Regions from separate parts of the Homo sapiens genome. Here region 2 is linked to region 1. A link is an interaction called in ENCODE POLR2A ChIA-PET data of the cell type or tissue named here. Cell type or tissue: A673. All regions are shown on one strand.

Evidence for each region. ChIA-PET counts read pairs that join two places held together with the same protein. Peaks named below come from ENCODE experiments on the same cell type or tissue, not always from the same donor. Only the 100,000 strongest peaks of a DNase experiment are listed, where the experiment ranks them.
Region 2: POLR2A ChIA-PET joins it to region 1 with 7 read pairs; 10 of 35 experiments call an interaction of 5 or more read pairs at or near these places.

What each region holds. Positions count from the first base shown.
Region 1 is chr13:21,077,103-21,082,102 of GRCh38, forward strand. No RefSeq gene overlaps it. Among named protein-coding and RNA genes, the nearest start is that of LATS2, 18 kb to the left of the region's middle. In A673, no CTCF peak of the experiment used is centred here; no DNase peak of the experiment used is centred here.
Region 2 is chr13:21,168,620-21,173,619 of GRCh38, forward strand. SKA3 (spindle and kinetochore associated complex subunit 3) reads right to left here. Exons shown (of 9, transcript NM_145061.6): 2 at 4,001-4,062; 3 at 3,720-3,885. Among named protein-coding and RNA genes, the nearest start is that of SKA3, 5.4 kb to the right of the region's middle. In A673, no CTCF peak of the experiment used is centred here; no DNase peak of the experiment used is centred here; H3K27ac peaks cover 681 bases.

The DNA of each region.
Region 1 (5,000 bases):
AGGAGGTTGAGGCTGCAGTGGAGCCGAGATTGCCGCTCTGCACTCCAGCTTGGGCGACAGAACCAGAACCTGTAAAAAGAAAAAAAAAACAGCAAAAAAAAAACACCCCAAAACCGCACTCTGGCTACTGAGTGGGAGCAGCAGTTGTGGGGAAGAGGCAAGCGGAAGTAGACAGAGCCGAGGTCCCATGGCAGCTGAGCACCGAGGGTGAGGGCTTCTCAGGGCAGGCCCTGGTAGTCAGCTAGGGAAAGCTCTGCCAACATCGGGATCCTAAACAACAGGAGTTCACTCCTCTCACACTCATGGAGGCTGGAAATCCGGAACCAAGGTGTGGGTAGGCTGGGCTCCTGTGAGGCCGAGGGAGGATCTGTTTCAGGCCTTTCTCCTAGCTTGACGTCTCCTGGTCATCTCAGGCATTACCTGGCTGGCTGGTTGCTGTCTTCTCCCTGTAACTTTCTCCTTTCTTCCCTTTCCTTCCTTTTTCTTTTCTCTCCCTCTCGCTTTCGACAGGGTCTTGCTCTGTTGCCCAGGCTGGAGTGTAGTGGCCCAATCTCGGCTCACTGCAGCCTCTATCTCCTGGCCTCAAGTGATACTCCCGACTCAGCCTCCTGAGTGCTGGGATCCCAGGTGCGCGCCACCGCACCTGGCCCCGCCTTCCCTTTTGAATGTCTTCCGGATGCAGCCTTGGCACTTTCTCTAGCCATCCCCTCCTTTGGTTCCCAGGCCCAGCTCTCCCTTCTCCCTCAAACCGGATCCAGCCCTCCTGCACCCCGGCCTGTGTGCAGCCGCAGGAGAGGAGTAAGCCAGCCTCTCGCGTGCGGTGCTCTCTGCATAGGTTTAGTGGTGGGGACCAACACGCGAGCTGGCGCTTTCCGTGCGAGCCCAGCATCAGGCGGAGGCCCAGGGCCAACCGGACTCTGAACAAAGGGAGCCGACAAATGAGAAAGCAAAGGTACCTCAGAGACTACGAAGCCCTTCAGATGGAAATGGTCATCTCCCAACAGCCTCTCTGGACCACTGCCTGCAAGCCCGGCCCACACATCTTGGACCCAGGCTGGAGACACAGACAGCCAGGTGTTGATGCCCACGCGCAGCTCCAAGACCCCGGGGAGCCTCCGCCAGGCCGGAACCTGCGCCAGGCTTCTCTGGAACCTTCTCTCCAGGACGCTCTTCTGCGGTTACTGAAAAAGGGAGTCTACATGAATTAATAAGTGAAGGTGAGGAAGGGAGGGAGGGAGGGAAGGAGGGAGGGAGGACGGAAGGAAGGAAGGAAGGAAGGAAAGAGGGAGGGAAGGAAGCGGGGGAGGGACGGAGGGCCTTACCTCCTACTTGACAACAGCTCCATGGCAGGGATTATTTTAGTCTTGGTTCCATCCCAGCACCTAGAAAAGGGCCTGGCAAGTAGGAGGTGATCAATAAATGTGATAGAACAATTGAAATTAATGACTTTCTAAAGAACCAATCAGGCAAGTGACGTGAACTCATGGTTCCTTCAGCTGCCCAGGAATGCTGTGTATGTGTTTCTGTTTATTTTCCAGATGGTTTTGATTCTTAATAGTTTTCCCACTTATTGCTCTGAAAGCTCCCATTGCTCTTGTCTTAAAACTCCTCCCATTCCTGCCACTTCCTTCAGGAAGCCTTTCCTGATCTTATATTGCAAGCATATGGCCTCTGGTCTGGGAGGCAGCTGAGCATCTGGGAAAGACCCGGGCTTTGGAGCCAACACATTTCGCTGGTTGTGAGATCTTAACCAAGTTTCTTAAAACGTCAAAGCCTTGTTTTTCTCATTTGTAAAGCAGGTATTTATATCTGTTTCTTAGTGATACGAGGATCAAATGAGGTAGTACATGTGAAGTGCCTGGCATGTGGTAGGTGTTCATTGAATAAATAAACCTTTTATCCAAAGAAAAATTGGGAAGAGCTGGAGCTTACCAAGTATCAACAGAGTGAAAAGATTATTTTAGAAGGAAAGATAAAGCCAATAACCTTTCTGTGAATTTTAAGTCTAGTGAATCAAATTATTAACATCAAATTTGGGGAGGGAAATGCATTTCTACGGAAGGTAATGGCACCATATGCTGCCAATTAAAGCCCATAGCTGTGCGTTCCTAGGATTGTGAACAGAACATCTAAAAAAAGGCATTTATGATGATCTTAAGTAAGGCATAGTTGTGACAAACATCCCGCTGATATTGAATAGTTTTTAAAATAAAACTACTTAGCTATATTAAATTCTGCATGCTGTACATGCCAGAAATCTAAAAGAATTTGGGGACTTTGAATGGAATTTCCCTAACCTTAGGAAGGAACACCACAACTTGAACATCACCACTGCCAACTGTGGAATTAATTCTAAGCCATTCTAGGGCCTGAAAGTGTTTTGTTTGGCGAGAATAGAGCAATATATTATGGAGGATCTCTGAAATTCAGGGTTCTGGTTCAGGGATAATCCTAGTTTTTCTTTAACGCTATCATACAAAGAGAAGAAACATAGGATTTACAGGTTAGACTGGAAAATACGAGAAGATGACTTTGAACTTGCTGGTATCCCATGTATTATGTTACCACTTCACCCTTTTTGGAGGTTTGTTTTTACATCCATCACGTAATTAACTGAATTGATCAAATTCATGCTATCCTTTGTCAAGAGAAGACCTACACACACACACACACGTGTGTGTGTGCACGACGGCCTCTCTCTCCGCTGGAAATTAGAGGTGAGAGTGGTTCAGGCAGGCAGCTCCCTGCAACATGCTCTGTGAGGCAACATCCCGTTTGGTCAGTTCACATACCCAAAAGAATGTGTCACTGCAAAACTCAGAATGTCAGGAAACTGAGACTATGGGTGAGGAGAAATGGTCAAATGATTTCAATTCCTTCCTTGAGAAGCAATTCCTCACACCACGGAGAATGCTCAGAGGAATTTGCTCTTTCACTTCAGGAAACAGTCCTCCTATCTAATGGGCATTATCACAAATGCCAGTGGGCTGACCCAGGACAAATGACAGTTCGAGGGGCTCAGCCCTGAAAATTCCCTGGCAGTGCTGGACGTTAATCTGCAATGAAGTCATCACATGTGAGTTCTACAAAAAAGCACAAATGACAAAACACTGACGTACGGGCTTTCATTTGTGTAGAAAACAAACACTTGTCTGCTCAGCTGAAAACAAATCTCGTATTTAAAGTTGCGTTCATTGCTCTGTGCTAAATGCTGAGCATAAATCTGGGCAACGCAGGGGTAATAAAACAGCCATTTGGGTGAAAGCTCTCCTAGCCTCTTTGGCATATAGTTGCTGTGTTCTTTAAAATGCCTTCAAGATCCCATAATAATATAATAGTTAGTTTCTGTAGGTGTGCCAGTTAATAAGATTGTCTAGGACTGGATGTCAGCCAATAGCATCTACTGAGCACTTTTGTACTATGAAGTGAACGAGCAGAATAGACTGATGGAGAGAGCCCCCCCATAGGAGAGAGGTAATGACAGGATGCCTTTTATAGAGCAACAGAACAACAAGAAACTCAATGTAATACGCTGACAAAGCAAGGGCTTAAGTGCTCAGAGGATATCATATAGAAATCCAGCGCTCCATTGGAATCTAAAGTTCAAATGGGGCCAGCTGTACAGAAATCACAAACGAGGAACTCAGGGGCAGCTCTGGTGGACAGTTTGCATGGTTCCTGGGCTTGGAAACATAATTTTAAAATAGCAACCCAAAAATTAGCTTCAGAGAGCTAGCTATTTCACCCCCAAAATCTGGAAGGCAGAAATAAATATTTTTTCTTATTGAATTCTAAAAAGAAAAATATGCTTTTGTTAAACTGCTATTGGTAAGAAGAAAAAAAAATCAGTTTGTGTGACTGCACAGTTAACTGATATTTGGTTTGAAGACAAATTACCACTTAAGGTTGTGGTATTTGATAGCGATAAGACAGAAGGTATGAACAAGTGGAATATGAATTTAAAAATCAATTCAACGATTTATGCTTGACCTCACAGCCTTGTTTGTTTGTTTGTAGAAGTGGTCTAATTATTGACTGGTAAATTAATAAAATTTACCATTCCCAGCAAACAAAATATACAATAGGTTAATATGTAAATAACACTGTGCCAAATCACAGTTTTTTGTGAAGGTGAAGGGAAAGGCTTCATCATCACTTCCTGAACACAGGTCTGGGTTCACCCAAAGGGAGCTGACAAATGAGACAGCAAAGGCACCTTTCACCAGGGTGGTGAAAACCTTGATTGTATCCTAGACTGGGATAAGAGAAACTCTGTTCATTTGTAATTCACAGACTGGGGCTGGAATCTTCAAACGGTATTGTCTGTAGGCATAGTCGGAGGAGCTTGTTAAAAAAGCACATTCCTTAATCACTTATCTCAGAGATTCTGAGTACAAAATCTGCGATGGCTCGGGCCAGGCGCGGTGGCTCATGGCTGTAATCCCAGCACTTTGGGAGGCCCAGGTGGGCAGAGCATGAGGTCAGGAGATCGAGACCATCCTGGCTAACACGGTGAAACCCCGTCTCTAGTAAAAATACAAAAAATTAGCTGGGCCTGGTGGCAGGCACCTGTAGTCCCAGCTACTGGGGTGGCTGAGGCAGGAGAATGGCGTGAACCCGGGAGGCGGAGCTTGCAGTAAGCTGAGATTGCGCCACTGCACTCCAGCCTGGGTGACAGAGTGAGACTCCATCTCAAAAAAAAAAAAAAAAAAAAAATGTGATGGCTCCAGACAGGTCCATTTCATTTTTAGTGAAAATTTTATTTTATTTTATTTTATTTTATTTTATTTTATTTTATTTTGAGACAGAGTCTCAGTCTGTTGCCCAGGCTGGAGTGCAGCCATGCAATCTTGGCTCACTGCAACCTCCGCCTCCCAGCTTCAAGCAATTCTCCTAACTCAGCCTCCTGAGTAGCTGGGACTACAGGTGCACACCACCACGCCCGGCTAATTTTTTTGCATTTTTAAGTAGAAACGGGATTTTGCCACATTGGCCAGGCT
Region 2 (5,000 bases), 92 kb after region 1:
GGGCTCAAGTGATCGTCCCATCTCAGCCCCTGGGGTAGCTGGGACTACAGGTGTGCCACCATGCTCAGCTAATTTTAAAAATTTTTTTTTGTAGAGTGGGGTCTCATCATGTTGCCCAGGCTGGTGTCAAACTCCTGGGCTCAAATGATCCTCCTGCCTTGGCCCCCCAAAGTGATGGGATTTCAGGCATGAGCCACCACACTCAGCTGAAATGTTATTTCAATTGTCCCTTTAATAAAGTTCTGACATGTATCTCTTGTGCACCCATATCTCATTGTGATTATACATTAGAGAAGGAAAGCAAGTTAAAAGTGTTATAAGATGAAAAATTAATATTCACAAATAAAAGTCCAATTTTCTTACATCCTTAATGTGATTTACTAGTTTTTCATAATATTTTTTCTTTCTTTTTTTTTTTTCTTTCTCAGACTTCAGTGAGCATCAGAATATATTTTCTGTAGCTTTGACTGTTGCCCAGGCTGGAGTGCAGTGGCACAATCACAGATAAGTAGGCAACAATGGGGGAAGGCCCCAGGTTGGGGCGAACAATGAACAACTGTTCTGAGAAAAGGCTAATCACAAACAACCTGCAGGCACAACAACTTTGTTCCTTTTTTTTTTTATTTTTATTTTTTGAGTCAGGGTCTCACTTTGTCCCCCAGGCTGGAGTGCAGTGGCAATCTCGGCTCACTGCAGCCTCAACCTCCAAAGCTGGGACTATAGGCACGCACCACCATGCCCAGCTAATTTTTTGTATTTTTGGTAGAGACAGGGTTTCACCATGTTGCCTAGACAGGTCTAGAACTCCTGAGCTCAAGTGATCTGCCCACCTCGGCCTCCCAGCGTGCTGGGATTACCCATGTGAGCCACCATGCCTGGTCACAACAACCTTGTTCTGTACCTAGCCCGCCTCCAGCATGACCCTATAAAACTTCCCTTCAGCCTCTGCCTCTTTGCAGACAGCCCCTTCTCTGCTGTACTGCCCATTGCAACCTTGCAATGTATTTTCATACTTTCGCTAATAAATCTGCCTTTCTCTACCTACAACTGTCTTGGTAAATTCCTTTACCACCTGAGACACTAGCCCCAGCTAGTCACACCCACAACACTGGGCTCAGGTGATTCTCCTACCTCAGCCTCCCAGGCAGCTGGTACTACAGACATGTGCCACCATGCCCAGATAATTTTTTGTACTTTTTGTAGAGATAGGGTTTCGCCATGTTGCCCAGGCTGGTCTTGAACTCCTGGGCTCAAGTGATCCACCTGCCTCAGCCTCCCAAAGTGTTGGGATTACAGGCGTGAGCCACTGCACCTGGCCTGAAACTGTATTTTAAAATTTCATGACAGTATGGAATCAACTGTGTTCCAGATTTAACACAGAGTATGATATTATTTTAGATTCGTAACTTCCAGATGCCTCAGCTAAATAGCAAAGACTGCTATATAAAGATAAGTTTGTATCCTTAGTCTGGAACACCTATATAAAACACCTAGTTGAGAAAAATAATAGGAGAGCACTTCAAAGATATACAGTTTCTCAACCATTAATAGGTTATATACTTTTTTTTTTTTTTTTTTGAGATGGAGTCTTGCTCTGTCACCCAGGCTAGAGTGTGGTGGTGCAATCTCAGCTCACGGCAACCTCCGTCTCCTGGGTTCAAACAATTCTCTTGTATGAGCCTAATGAGTAGCTGGGATTACAGGCACACGCCACCACACCCAGCTAATTTTCGTATTTTTAGTAGAGACAGGGTCTCACCATGTTGGCTAGGCTGGTCTCGAACTCCTGACCTCAGGTGATCTGCCCGCCTTGGCCTCCCAAAGTGCTGGGATTACAGGCATGAGCCACCGTGCCTGGCCGGTTATATACTTTCTTGTTTGTTTGTTTTGTTTTAAAAGTCTTGAGTTTAAATCTCTAAAGTTTTATATTTTGATTTCATAGTTTTTGTTCCTTTGAAGAGCTTCTGAGTCACTGAGTTGTTTTTGGCATTATGCTTTCTGTTACTTTTGAGAACAGAAAGTTCTTGCTACAAGAGTTCCAAAAACCTACTGATGTATTTATCACAGTGCTGTCATTTCAGAGATTAATAAATCATCATTATCACTACTCCATAGGGAGATATTATTATCCCCATCTTATAAGTGAGGAAAAAGCAACTTAGAGAAATTACCCAAGGTCACGCATGTAATAACTGGTGGAGCCCGTATTTGAATCTGTGGCTCTTTCACACCAAAGTCAACTGAATTCTATGATTCCACGTGGGGGGTGGTGGTGGTGGTATGGGTTGTTTGTATGTATGTATGTATGTATGTATTTTATTTATTGAGACAGGGTCTTGCTATGTCATGCAGGTTGGAGTGCAGTGGCGTGATAGTAGCTCACTGTGGCCTTGAACTCGTGGGCTTAAGGGATCCCTTCTGCCTCAGCCTCCTGAATAGCTGTGACTCCAAGTGTGCACCACCATGCCCAGCTAATTTTGTAAAAGAATTTTTTGTAGAGACAGAGTCTCATTATGTAGCCCTGGCCTCAAGTGATCCTCCTGCCTCAATCTCCCACACTGCTGGGGTAACAGGCATGAGCCACTGTGCCCGTCTCACATGGACTGTTTAACTTACCTGCCACACACATCCTCAATACATACTTGTTCAATTTAATAACAGAAATGAAGACACTGGGCCAGGCGCTGTGGCTCACGCCTGTAGTCCCAGCACTTTGGGAGGCCGAGACAGGCGGATCACGAGGTCAGGAGATCGAGACCATTCTGGGTAACACAGTGAAACCCCGTCTCTAATAAAAATACAAAAAAATTAGCTGGGCGTGGTGGCGGGCCCCTGTAGTCCCAACTACTCAGGAGGCTGAGGCAGGAGAATGGCTTGAACCCGGGAGGTAGAGCTTGCAGTGAGCCGAGATCGCGCCACTGCACGACTGAGCGAGACTCCATCTCAAAAAAAAAAAAAAGAAATGAAGACACTGAAGTTAGTCATTCAGAGGTATGGGCATAACAGTAACAGTTAATAATTAATCTTGGGTGACTGACATGCTAGGAACTGCTGTAAGCAACTTTATCTTATTTAATCCTTATACAATCTCATGAGATAGATATACTAAACATTCCCACTTTACAAATGAGAAACTGAGGCACAAGGTTAAGTAACTTGACAAAGATAATAATACAGCTATTAAGTGGTGGAATACGGATTTGAACTCAGGCATTTTGACTCCAAATTCTAAACCACTATGATAGAATGCCCTTCATTAAAATTTTAGAATCAAAAAAGGACTTCGTCAAATTTTATAGCCAATATCTCTTTCTATAGAAGAGAACACTGTGAACAAGAAAAATGAAATAACATGCCTCGAGGTCTCTCAGCTTTTATTGGCAGGGCTAACTAGAAACCACCTATCCCAAGTTTTGAAGATTTATCTTGTAGTTTTTCATTTAAATAGGCCATCTAGCCTAAATGTGCTAAATCTAGCATTGTGCTAGCTTTCATTTGGCATTTTGGAAAGGAGAACAAGGACTGTTTTTATATTACACCCCTGATTAGCACTCCAAAAGCACACCACACAGTGAGAGTTGACTAAATATTTATCAAATAAGCGTCAGATAACAACAGAGCTAGAACTAAAAACCATAGCCAAGGCTACAGTTGTCTTAATCATGCTGCCTTGTTTCTTCAATACTAAAACAAATGCTATAAAATGAAGTTATTCAAACCTGAATTTTTCTTGACACGTGGACTATATCCATACTTCTGGAAATACTCTCTTATTTTCATAATATCCATTGAATTTTTTTCCATTAGTACTTTTGTTGCCTTTATGAAATCAATGCCTTCTTGATTTTCCAATCTTGCTTTATCAAGAAGAATATTAACATCATCCTTTTATGAATAAAGAAAGTACATTTTAATTTCTCTAACTTCTGACTAAATCTATTTAGGATAAAAAAATTACTCGCCACAGAAAAATAATAAATCAATATTGTAGGAGTGATACCTTTAGAGTCTGAACTTCTGAATGAAGGTCATATAAAATTCTCATTGGATAATCTTCAAAGTCTTCAATATGAATATTGAAAGAAAAGAAGTCCAATAAATGTAAGGAAAAGGAGGAAGAAAAAGAATAGTATACAATCATATACCTTATAATGACATTGGTCAATCACAGATCACATATGACAGTGGTACCATAAGATAATACCATATTTTTTACCGTACCTTTTTTATGTTTAGATACACAAATACTTACCATAATGTTACAGTTGCTTACAGTATTCAATGCAGTCGCATGCTATACAGGTTTGTGGCCTAGGAGCGACAGGCTACACCATACAGCCTAGGTATGCAGTAGGTCATATCATCTACGTTTGTGTTACATATGCTCTATGATGTTCGCACAATAACAAAATTGCCTAACGTTGCTCAGAATGTATCCCCATTAAGTAACATGACTGTATAACATACATACTGAAAAGCATACAAATCCTAAGTATATAGTTTAATGAACTTTATAAAATGAGCATACCTGCACAACTGGCCCTCAGCTCAAGAAAAAGGAGAAACAGAGCCTTAGTAGAACTCTAGAAGCCCTCTTATAGTCTCTCCCTTCCCCACAAGGGTAAACTTTAGCCTGATTTCTTTTTCTTTTTTTGAGATGGAGTTTCGCTCTTGTTGCCCAGGCTGGAGTGCAATGGTGCGATCTTGGCTCACTGCAACCTTCACCTCCCGGATTCAAGCGATTCTCCTGTCTCAGTCTCCCAAGTAGCTGGGACTACAGGTGTGCGCCACTACATCTGGCTAGTTTTATATTTTTAATAGAGATGGGGGTTTCACCATGTTGGTGAGGCTGGTCTTGAACTCCTGACCTCAAGTGATCCACCCGCCTCGGCCTCTCAAAGTGTTGGGATTATAGGCGTGAGCCACTGCACCCAGCCACCTTACCCTGATTTCTAACGCCATGAAGTAGTTTTGTCACTTATGAACTTGATTTAATGGAC